Regions from separate parts of the Homo sapiens genome. Here region 1 is linked to region 2. A link is a loop called in an ENCODE intact Hi-C map of the cell type or tissue named here. Cell type or tissue: ascending aorta. All regions are shown on one strand. Each heading gives the region's core, and the rest is flanking DNA. Links, peaks and the distances in the headings are about the cores only.

Region 1 (5,372 bases), core at 311-5,310, 150 kb after region 2:
TCCTAGACTGTCCACTCCCTGACAGTAACCAGTAATCTGACCATTAATCAGCTTTATCTCTGAGATTAGGCCGGGCTCAGCTGCTCACACTTGTAATCCCAACACTTTGGGAGGCCGAGGTGGATGGATCACTTGAGGTCAGGAGTTGGAGACCAGCCTGGCCAACATCGTGAAACCCTGTCTCTACCAAAAATACAAAAATTAGCTGAGTGTGGTTGTATGTCCCTGTAATTCCAGCTACTTGGGAGGCTGAGGCAAGAGAATTGCTTGAACCTGGGAGGTGGAGGTTGCAGTGAGCCGAGATTAAGCCTCTGCACTCCAGCCTTGGCGACAGAGCAAAACTTCATCTTAAAAAAAAAAAAAAAGAAAAAAAAAGGCTGGGCACAGTGGCTCACGCCTGTAATCCCAGCACTTTGGGAGGCCGAGGCGGGCAGATCACGAGGTCAGGAGATCGAGACCATCCTGGCTAACACGGTGAAACCCCGTCTCTACTAAAAATACAAAAAATTTGCCGGGCGTGGTCGTGGGCGCCTGTAGTCCCAGCTACTCTGGAGGCTGAGGCAGGAGAATGGCGTGAACCCGGGAGGCGGAGCTTGCAGTGAGCCGAGATTGCACCACTGCACTCCAGCCTGGGTGACAGAGTGAGACTCTGTCTCAAAAAAAAAAAAAAAAAAGAGATTTATCTCTGAGATTTCCATAAGTGAAATTAGACAGCATGTGCTTTCTGTGTGCCTGGCTTCTTTCACCCATTGCCACGTTTGTGCAAGTCATGCACGCTGTTGTATGCTGTTTTAGCTCATTCATGTTCGTTGCTGCATAGTATTCCCTGATATTCCATGGTACAAATAGAGCAAATCAGTGTATTCATTTGTGTGGGTTGCTCCCAGGTTAGGGCTGACACCATTCATGCTGCTGTGAATATTCTTGCATATGCCTCTTGGTGGACAAATGCACTCACATCTGTTGAGTCCTGGGAGTGAGACCTGAAGTCATGGGCTGTGTGTGGTCAGCTTTCATAGATGTTGCCAGTTCTACGAAGTCCTGCAAGTAAAGACCCTCTAGTTGTATCGGAGAGTTCCAGTTGTTCTACATTCTTGCCTTCCATTAACTTTTGTTTTTAACTGTTTTATTGAAATACAATTCACATACCATACAATTCATCCATTTAAAGTTTTTTTAAAGAGCAGTTCGTGGATTCATGGGGTTGTGCAGCCATCACCACAGTCAGTTTTGGAACATTTTCATCACTCCTGAACCCCTACCTGTCAATCCCCAATCCTTCCATCCCTCAGCACTCGGGTTTTCTGTGTCTATGATTCGGGCATTTCATACAAGTTGAATCATGCAATATTTGTCTTTGGTTTGGCTTCTTTTACCCAGCATCATATTTTCAAGGTTCATGCACATTGTAGCATGTGTCAGGATCCGTTCCTTTTCATGGCTGAGTAATATTCCATCACATGGATAGACCATGTTTTGTTTAACCATTTATCATTTGATGGGCATTTGGGTTGCTTCCACCTTTTGGCTATTGTGAACATGGCTTCTGTGAACATTCACGTGCAAGCTTTTATATGGACAGATGTTTTCCATTTCCTTGGGTAGATATCCAGTGTGGCGGGGAGCACAAAATGTGATAACTCTAGGTTAAACTGTTTGAGGAACTGCCAGACTGCTTTCCGTGGCAGTTGCGCTATTTTACATCCTCACCAGAGCTGTCTCTGTGCCCACGAAAACATGCCGCTCCTCCACACAGTGCTGAGCACAGGCAAATCTCTCAGGGCTTGGCGTCTTCTTGCTGGGGGGCGGGAGGGGACAAGGTAGTGTCTGCTTCGATGGTGGGGTCGGCACCTGGGCAGTGTCCAGTGTCTGCTTTGATGACGGGGTCAGCATCTGGGCAGTGTCCAGGACACCCTTGCTGGTCTGGCACGAATGCTGTGGCCACGGCAGCATCTGAAGGTGGCATCCTGCCCAGAGTCCCCAGCGGGACCTGCTGCCCACAGCCTCGGGCCCCTCACTGTGAACTGTCACGTTCCCTGGTTGGCAGGAGTCCCCGGGGAAGAACAATTGGTGTGAACTCCCCGTGCGGGGTGGGGACTGGGCGCAGGGAAGTCTCATCATTTCTAGGGAATTTCACAGAGGCCGCCCAATGGGCTGTTCCAAGGCCATGTGTGCCCAAAGCCCACTCCAGCCAGTTGGAGAAGGGGCCTCAGACGGCCCTTTGTCTTTAGTGTCTTGTAATCCAGAGAGTTCCCTTTGGAGTGGAGAAATTCCCCAGAACAAGAGGAGGGGGTTCTGGGTCCTGCCCGTGAGAACACAGAAGCTCCTAGGGGCAACACCCCTTAGATAAACACACAGAGGAGGCCACACAGCCTCACAGCCAGCAGCAGGGACGGAGCTTGGTGCCAAACACTGGATGCTGGGGGCAGGACAGGCCCCGTGGACACGCCAGCACAGTCTCCTGCCCAAATGGGAGACCCTCAAAGGCAGCTCCCAGGGCTTCCCACTGACCTTCTGGCCCGAGCCCTGCATTCCTTGTTCTGACAAGGCCTGGGAGTTCCAGAGCCTTCCCCTCACTCCCGAGTGACCTTGGGCAAGTCCCTCCCCATCCTGGGTCTCTGCATGCCCATCAGCGGGGCACAGGGTACACCTAGTGATGCTCAGGGCTCTCCCTGCCCTGAGCTCCCTGGGGAAGCTGCGATGAACCGCAAAGCAACCAGCTCTTTTTGGGTAAAAATCCTGCAGGCTCATTTGCCGGGTGGTGGCTGTCCCCGAGGCCATGTGAGTCTCTATTCCAGAGCCCAGGAATGCCTGGTGGTGGAGGCCAGCCACCCTGGCCGGAGACTGCCCTGTGTCCACGGAGCCCTTGGGCCTCCCAGCGGTGGGGAGGGAGAAGGAACAGCTGCTGGAAAATGCCAGACGTCTTCATTGTGATCGGCATGAGGGTTGGCTCCAAGCACGGAGACTGGTTCTCCTTCCCTCCTTTATTTGCTCAGCTTTGAGCTCACGGACTGACACTTACCAGGAGTTTAACAAATATTTATCGAATGAATGAATTCATTCATTTACTTATTCAATCAAGAAGATTGAAATCTTACAGTCAGAAGCTGCAGCCACAGAGGCAGCCCAAAGCTCGTTTATTAAATGCCGGCTGTGGTGGCCGTGTCCTGCCAGCATAGTCTGGTGTGGCCTCTATGGCGCCCTCGGGAGGGTGGTGACAATATAGCACAAGGTGCTCAAGCTCCTGGGATGGCTTCACCTGGAGGCTGGGGAGGCAGGGTGGGAAAGGTGAGCACCGTCATTACATGAGGGTGACTCCTGCCCAGTGACAGAGGCAAGGCTGCTGGGAACAGTGCTGGGTGACGGGCCGCCTTTCCCTCACTTGAATGCCATTCACACCCAGCTTCATTTTTCTTCTGAGTCACATTCTCGGGCCTGGACGAGGCCATCTATTACTGGAGTTTTAAGCTGCTTTGTGAACCACAGGACAGCTGGCCGCTTGGTGAGGCCTGTTCCACCCTGGGGGCCTCGTGGTGGGGAGTGGGCAGGATTTTAAAAATCTAACCAGAGGTGACAAGCAGAGCAGCCCCAGCAGAGGGAAGACGAATGAGGCAGGAGCCAGGGGACGTCCTGGAAAGCCCGGATCCAGGTCATTTTTTGGCTGAGAGCCACCGTGGGGCTGTGCTGGGCCAGGAAAGACCCATGACAGGAAAGGCCATTTTAATGCCCTCAGTTCTTTTCCTTTTTTGGGATGGAGTATCACTCCATCACCCAGGCTGCAGTGCAGTGACAGAGTGCAGGACAGGCTCGGCTCCCTGCAGCCTCCGCCTTCCGGGTTCAAGCAATTCTCCTGCCTCAGCCTCTCGAGTAGCTGGGATTACAGGCGCCTGCCACCACGCCTGGCTAATTTTTGTATTTTTAGTAGAGACGGGGGTTTCACCATGTTGGCCAGTCTGGTTTTGAACTCCTAACCTCAAGTGATCCGCCTGCCTCAGCCTCCCAAAGTGTTGGGATTATAAGCGTGAGCCACCGCACCCGGCCGATGCCTTCAGTTCTATATTTGTGCACCTTACACTCTGAGATCTCTCTCTCCAGCAGCTTCCTACCTGATTCATGAGGCCGTGATCCTCACAGGGCCTCCAGGCTTCTGGCCTTGCCCACGGCCTCCTACGAGCAATAACCACAACCCCACTGGGGCTCATGGACAGCGCACGGCCTGTAAGTAAGGCACAGGCAAGAGCACATGCAAACTTCACAGGGAGGCCTGGAAATGAGATTCTTGGAAGCTATGCTTTTCGAATAAGGAAACAAGCTCAGAGAGGCTGAGTGTCTCTCTGAGGTCCCACAGGTGCAGGTGCTGGAGCTGGGACTTAACCCGAAGTCCTGTTCCAGAGCTCTGCCCTCGCTCCTGTTACAGGTGTAGCCCCCTGGCATGGCCCTGCTGCCTGGGCTGGGGTCTGCCCAACGCTTCTGGTTCCCACCCACACTCCCCTCCCCAGGAAGATGCCCCTGAGAAGCTGGCCCACCTGGTTCTCTGCAGTCTCTGGCGCACCTGCCCCCTGACCTTCAGCCAGGTCCTGCCTCTAGGATGTTCACTCAGGTGAGAAAGCTGTCCAGAACCATGTGTATCTAGGACCAAACTTCATTGTACACACAAACATGCACTGCACAGTTTTACTCCATCTGTTACCAGGAATGCAAGGATTTTGCCGATGGAGGGGAGATTGCATTGTGTTCAGAACTTTGATTCAGAACAGAGCTTTTCACACTTTGGAAAACCACATCCCCAGTGGCCAAGTGGGGTAAGGTAGGTGAGTGCTCCAGGTGCTGCACTGGGGCTGGGTGCCGCCGTTTGCTGTCATGCCCACTGTGGGCCACCGTGGCAAGCAGATGACAGCCCTGTTCTCTCTTCCCCGGGGAGGCATGGAAACCCCATTATTTTATATTTATGTTTGTTCCTTTCTCATCAGCTGCGTATTACAGTTGGGGCATTATGTGGAGTTGAAGAAGGTGTTTTGTAGGTTTCCATGCATTTCATTTCAGGATAGCAATGGACATGTAAAGTTATTTGCTGTAAAGAAGGAGGTTGACCCCGTCTCTACTAAAAATATAAAAAATTAGCCGGGCGTGGTGGCGGGCGCCTGTAGTCCCAGCTACTTGGGAGGCTGAGGCAGGAGAATGTCGTGAACCCGGGAGGCGGAGCTTGCAGTGAGCCGAGATAGCGCCACTGCACTCCAGCCTGGGTGACAGAGCGAGACTCCATCTCAAAAAAAAAAAAAGAAGGAGGTTGATCTGTTGGGTTGAACACTACCAGCTGGGAGATGCACCCTTGGGGATGGACGAATGCTTTAAATTTTTTTTTTTTGCTCAGC
Region 2 (5,372 bases), core at 149-5,148:
GGTCTACTCCACACCACAGGGAAATTCCCCCCAGAGCATTAAGGCAAGGAACTCATTCTGATTGGTCAAATTTACTATAAAGGTCCTTTCCTGTCAAACCTAAGACACATTTGTAGAACTTTAAAAGCATGACTAGGCCAGGCGCGGTGGCTCAGGCCTGTAATCCCAGCACTTTGGGAGGCCCAGGCGGGCAGATCGCCTGAGGTCCAGAGTTTGAGATCAGCTTGGCCAATATGGTAAAACCCGGTCTCTTCTAAAAATACAAAAAATTAGCCAGGCGTGGTGGCGGGTGCCTGTAATCCCAGGTACTTGGGAGACTGAGGCAGGAGAATCGCTTGAACCTGAGAGGCAGAGGTTGCAGTGAGCCGAGATTGCACCACTGCACTCCAGCCTGGGCACGACAGAGCGAGACTCCGTCTCAAAAAATAAATAAATAAAAATAATCCGTCTCAAAAAATAAATAAATAAAAATAAATAAAAGCATGGCTAAGGACTGGATAAGCAACAGGAACTAATCCAATCACTAGTATTTAGCACTGGAAGCCTCAGCACTCCATTCGGCACACGAGAAATGGAAATAAACACAGGTTTCAAAACCCACTTCACACTCACTTTTCCAGCTCCAGCTGGGTCTTGAGCTTCTTCTTTGCCCCCATGGTAAGAGACTCAAATTTATTCAGATCTTCTTCAGTAAGGCTCAAAAACTTTCACAGAAAAAACAAATTACAAAGTTACGGAGACATAAGTAGGACTCTGAGAACAAAGAACTTGGAGTTGAATTCAGTACATTTATTCTGCCTCTGGGATATGCAAACAGATCCAGCTGAACTCAGCAATTACAAGCTGGGAAATCCTAGACCCTTTACTTGCTAAATGACTTGGTGTCAACGGTTCAACTCCGAGACGCAGTTCTGAGCAAGAGTGTCCCCGGCTCCTCCAGGGCACCTTCTGTGCAGGCTGTGTGGATGGGTGCACCACCTCACAGGCTGGCGGCTCTGCCAAAGGTGCCCACTTGCCCTCTGCTCTGTGAGTAAATACCAGCAGGTACATGCTTTGGGGCAGGTGACTAAAGAAAACGTCTTGCATAAGTCACAGTTTGAATCACCGTGGAGATGCAAGTTATGATAGCGTGCCACCCCCACCCTCCCCAGGACGGCCCCATCACAGTGCCATCCCTTCAGAACTCATCACCCTCTGCGGGATGGTCGTCTTTTTCTTCCTTTTTTTGAGACAAAAATCTCGCTCTTATTTTGTTTTTGTTTGTTTGTTTTTTTGTTTTTTGAGACGGAGTTTCACTCTGTCACCTAGGCTGGAGTGCAGTGGTGCGATCTCGGCTCACTGCAACCTCCACCTCCCGGGTTCAAGTAATTCTCTGCCTCAGCCTCCCGAGTAGCTGGGATTACAGGCACCCACCACCATGCCCAGCTAATTTTTGTATTTTTAGTAGAGACGGGGTTTCACCATCTTGGCCAGGCTGGTCTTCAACTCCTGACCTCAGATGATCCACCTGCCTCGGCCTCCCAAAGTGCTGGGATTACAGGCGTGAGCCACCGCACCTGGCCAGGGATGACAGCAACTTTGTCAGGTAGCAAGTGATGCAGAAAAGCAGATGCCATCCACGCTGAATGGTTGTGTGGCTACTCCATTGTGTAGGCTGGTGCTACGCAAACACACCAGCCTCTAATTTTCATGTTATTTCCTAACATGATTTGTGATTTAGGCCATCTCAATGCAAACGTAAGAATAAAACATTTAAAACTAATTATGAACAAGGTTAGTAAAATCTCTGCTTTTTAAGATTCACAAATCCTTGGCCAGGCGCGGTGGCTCATGCCTGTAATCCCAGCACTTTGGGAGACCGAGGTGGGCAGATCATGAGTCAGGAGTTCGAGACTAGCCTGGCCAACATAGGGAAACCCTGATTCTACTAAAAATACAAAATATTAGCCAGGTATGCTGGTGGGCACCTGTAATCCCAGCTATTCAGGAGGCTGAGGCAGGAGAATCGCTTGAACCCGGGAGGCAGAGGTTGCAGGGAGCCGAGACCATACCATTGCACTCCAGCCCAGGTGGCAGTGCAAGACTCTCCATCTCAAAAAAAGAAAAAAACATTCACAAATCCTAAACAAAGGGTATTACAAATATACTTACAATTTGGATTTAACTATGTAGTAAAAGCTTGATTTCTAGGTTCAATTGTAGATTTTTCGAGAAATGAAATTTTTACATAGATAAAAGCCACCAAGCCGGTTTGCCCAGCAGAGGGAGTCCAGAGCTCAAATACCTTGTATGGGTTTAATCTAGTTTTATCACTGACATCAAGACTTAAGAAATTTCTGAATTTTTTTAACAGTGAAAAAATGTTCCTCATAAGAATTCTCTAGGTACGACTGCTTGGAAGATGTAAAATGCACCCATTCCTCTAGATCTGGCCCGCCGCAGTGTCTGCGCCAGCTACGCCGAGAAATGTCTAAAAGGGGCACCGTGCCAGAGCTCAGGATTTCTGTCCACAGCAGGGCTCTGGGGACGGACTGTCCCTCCCGTCACGCAGAGCATCTAGTTTGTGAAGGTCTTGAAGCCCCTAGACAAGCTGTTTGTTTACAACATGTCCTGTTTGTGGCTGGCTGCAGCTGCAGGCGGCCTCCGCAAAGCCCACCGTCTCCCTTAAGAACAGGCGCTGCGCCTCGGCCTCCGTACTTCATCCACCTTGTGTTGGTTTGGAAACTCAATGCCCCCAGGGAGGTCTTGAGTAAACAATCTAGCAATTCTGTACGGCCAGCCAGAAAACCGACATACCTTCTCCATGGAGAGCTGCTTAAAGACGGGGTAATACTTGTGCAAACGCAGTTTCCTAAGCCAGTCTAGAATCCCATTCTGCTCCTGGGTCTGAGGGGTCTGCAGACTGGAAGGCATGAGGATGGCAGGTGATGTGTCCATCTGGGTCCGGTAGGCCAGGGCTGAGCCCGCGCTGCCCGCATGGGAGCAGTGAGGCAAGGGGGCGGCGGAGCCGGCCGGGTGCTGCCCGTGGTGCTGGGCTCCGCTCTGCGAGGACGGGATACCAGCCACTCCACACACAGGCCTGTGGGACAGGGGCAGGAGGGACACAGAGAGACTGTGGCTTCCACAACCACAGACTCCACCACAGACCTCACTTCCAGGCCTTTCTGTGCCAGCCTCTGCCTCTTGGCCGGCCCTGTTGTCACAGGCCACCCTGAACTGCCAACACTGCTGTGCTATGACTGCCCTCCCTCCCCAACCACCTTTCTGCAGCTAAGATTTCTGTAATGCATGTCTGTGCACACGTGTGCATACAGGCGGCTGTGCATATACACACACATGCCTCTGCCCGTGCTTCGGAGTATGCGTCTACTTGTGTGTACGTATGTGTATTATGTATGTGTACGTCTCTGTCCCCACCAGACTTCTGCTTTAGCTGCCAAGTTTCTGTTACTTGTATTTTTTAAAAACATGCTACTCCGATAGGTATTTCTGTTACTTCTAAGTCACAGAATGACACTGATAAATCATACATCAAAATAGACTATTAAATCTTTAATGTTCAAATACAATTTTTCTAGAAAAGTAAAACGCAGAAGGCTGGAAGGTGTGACCGGCACTCCACTCTGGCCTTGCTCCTTAACTGCAAAGTCACACCTGCTGACTGGGCGCTTACCCTACCCCGACACCAGGAGGATGCCAGTCTACGCCTCGAAACCTCGCGCCCAGACAACATCTCCACGAGACTCCCTATGGGGGTGCGTGTGCACTGATCTGTGACAGCCCACCTCACTGTCAGCAAAGATGGGAGCCTCTGTGTTGCCGGCATACGACTGCAGCTACCCAGGGCCCGTGCGGACAGAGGACGCTCCTCAGGAGCACGACCCTATGCTTCTGGGAGCAGGTTTCTCACAGCCAGATTCTCGGAAATTCTGACTTTCTACGTCTATGATGGGGCCCAGGACCTTGCACTGGGGAGGAGTCCCTGGGAATTCTGATTCCAGTGGCTTAGAGAACTCTTTTTTTGGAAATCGTAAATTCAATCATCTCTACTCAATTCTTCTCAATATCATCCAAGACTCAACTTGAGCATGACTTAATTCTTGGAACAACTTTACACAGAACTCAAAGTAAACATTGTAAAATGCTTATCTGAACTGTGCTGGTTACATAGAAGATTTCTCACCTTCCAGACACGCCCATCACGGTACCTACTTTAGAAAGGGAGGGATTGCCAGGACCTATAAATTTAAAAATAAATACCATAAAAATTTACAGACAATGAAAATATTTGTTTTATTTTATTATTTTTTGAGACGGTGTTTTGCTCTTGTTGCCCAGGCTGGAGAGCAATGGTGCGATCTCGGCTCACTGCAACCTCTGCCTCCCGGGTTCAAGTGATTCTCCTGCCTCAGCCTCCCGAGTAGCTGGGACTACAGGCGACTGCCACCACGCCCGGCTAATTTTATATTTTTATTTTATTTTGGAGATGGAGTCTTGCTCTGTCAACCATGCTGGAGTGCAGTGGGGCAATCTCGGCTCACTGCAACCACCGCCTCCCGGGTTCAAGTGATTCTCCTGCCTCAGCCTACTGAGTAGCTGGGATTACAGGAGCCTGCCACCACGCCCGGCTAATTTTGTATTTTTATTTTATTTTGGAGATGGAGACTTGCTCTGTCAACCATGCTGGAGTGCAGTGGTGCAATCTCGGCTCACTGCAACCACCGCCTCCCGGGTTCAAGTGATTCTTCTGCCTCAGCCTCCCAAGTAGCGGGGACTGCAGGCATGCATCACCACGCCTGGCTAATTTTTTTGTATTTTTAGTAGACACGGGGTTTCACCATATTGGCCGGGCTGGTCTTGAACTCCTGACCTCGTGATCCACCCGCCTCAGCCTCCCAAAGTATTGGGATTATAGGCGTGAGCCACTGCGCCCAGCCTAATTTTGTATTTTTAGTAGAGACAGGGTTTTTCCATGTTGGTCAGGCTGGTCTTGAACTCCCAACCTCAGGTGATCCGCCCGCCTCAGCCTCCCAAAGTGCTGGGATTACAAGCATGAGCCACTGCGCCCAGCTGTTTTTTTTTTTTTTAATTTATATTTAACCATATTTTACAAACTCACTTGGACTCTGAAGCTGCTGTGGGGGAGAGGAAGTGCTGAGAAACCTCCTGACATGGTCATTTTTCAACACGTGAGAAGGTAATGAGGCCAGGTACCTAAAAGGCAAACAAGTGGTCTTATCAACATTAAAATGGCATTCCTGCTGACGAATTGAAAGAAAAAAATTTAACTTTTAATCAAGAGAAATGTGTATTAGAGGAAAAAAGCCAGAAGTGCCAGAGCCTCATATTCTTCCTGCTTTAATTCAACTGAG

The links. Peaks named below come from ENCODE experiments on the same cell type or tissue, not always from the same donor. Only the 100,000 strongest peaks of a DNase experiment are listed, where the experiment ranks them.
Region 1: a loop joins it to region 2, with 8 times the contacts of the local background. A loop is called at or near these places in 23 of 110 quality-filtered maps.

What each region holds. Positions count from the first base shown.
Region 1 is chr16:87,568,347-87,573,718 of GRCh38, forward strand. No RefSeq gene overlaps it. Among named protein-coding and RNA genes, the nearest start is that of JPH3, 31 kb to the right of the region's middle. RefSeq lists a silencer at 2,957-3,251 and an enhancer at 3,071-3,989. In ascending aorta, for the core only: CTCF peaks have their summits at 2,896 and 3,102; DNase peaks (open chromatin) are centred at 2,855 and 3,445; H3K27ac peaks cover 3,862 bases.
Region 2 is chr16:87,414,664-87,420,035 of GRCh38, forward strand. It overlaps ZCCHC14 (zinc finger CCHC-type containing 14), which reads right to left. Exons shown (of 13, transcript NM_015144.3): 6 at 5,120-5,214; 7 at 4,184-4,238; 8 at 2,797-3,079; 9 at 613-704. Among named protein-coding and RNA genes, the nearest start is that of MAP1LC3B, 25 kb to the left of the region's middle. In ascending aorta, for the core only: a CTCF peak has its summit at 2,254 (motif pointing right); a DNase peak (open chromatin) is centred at 2,273.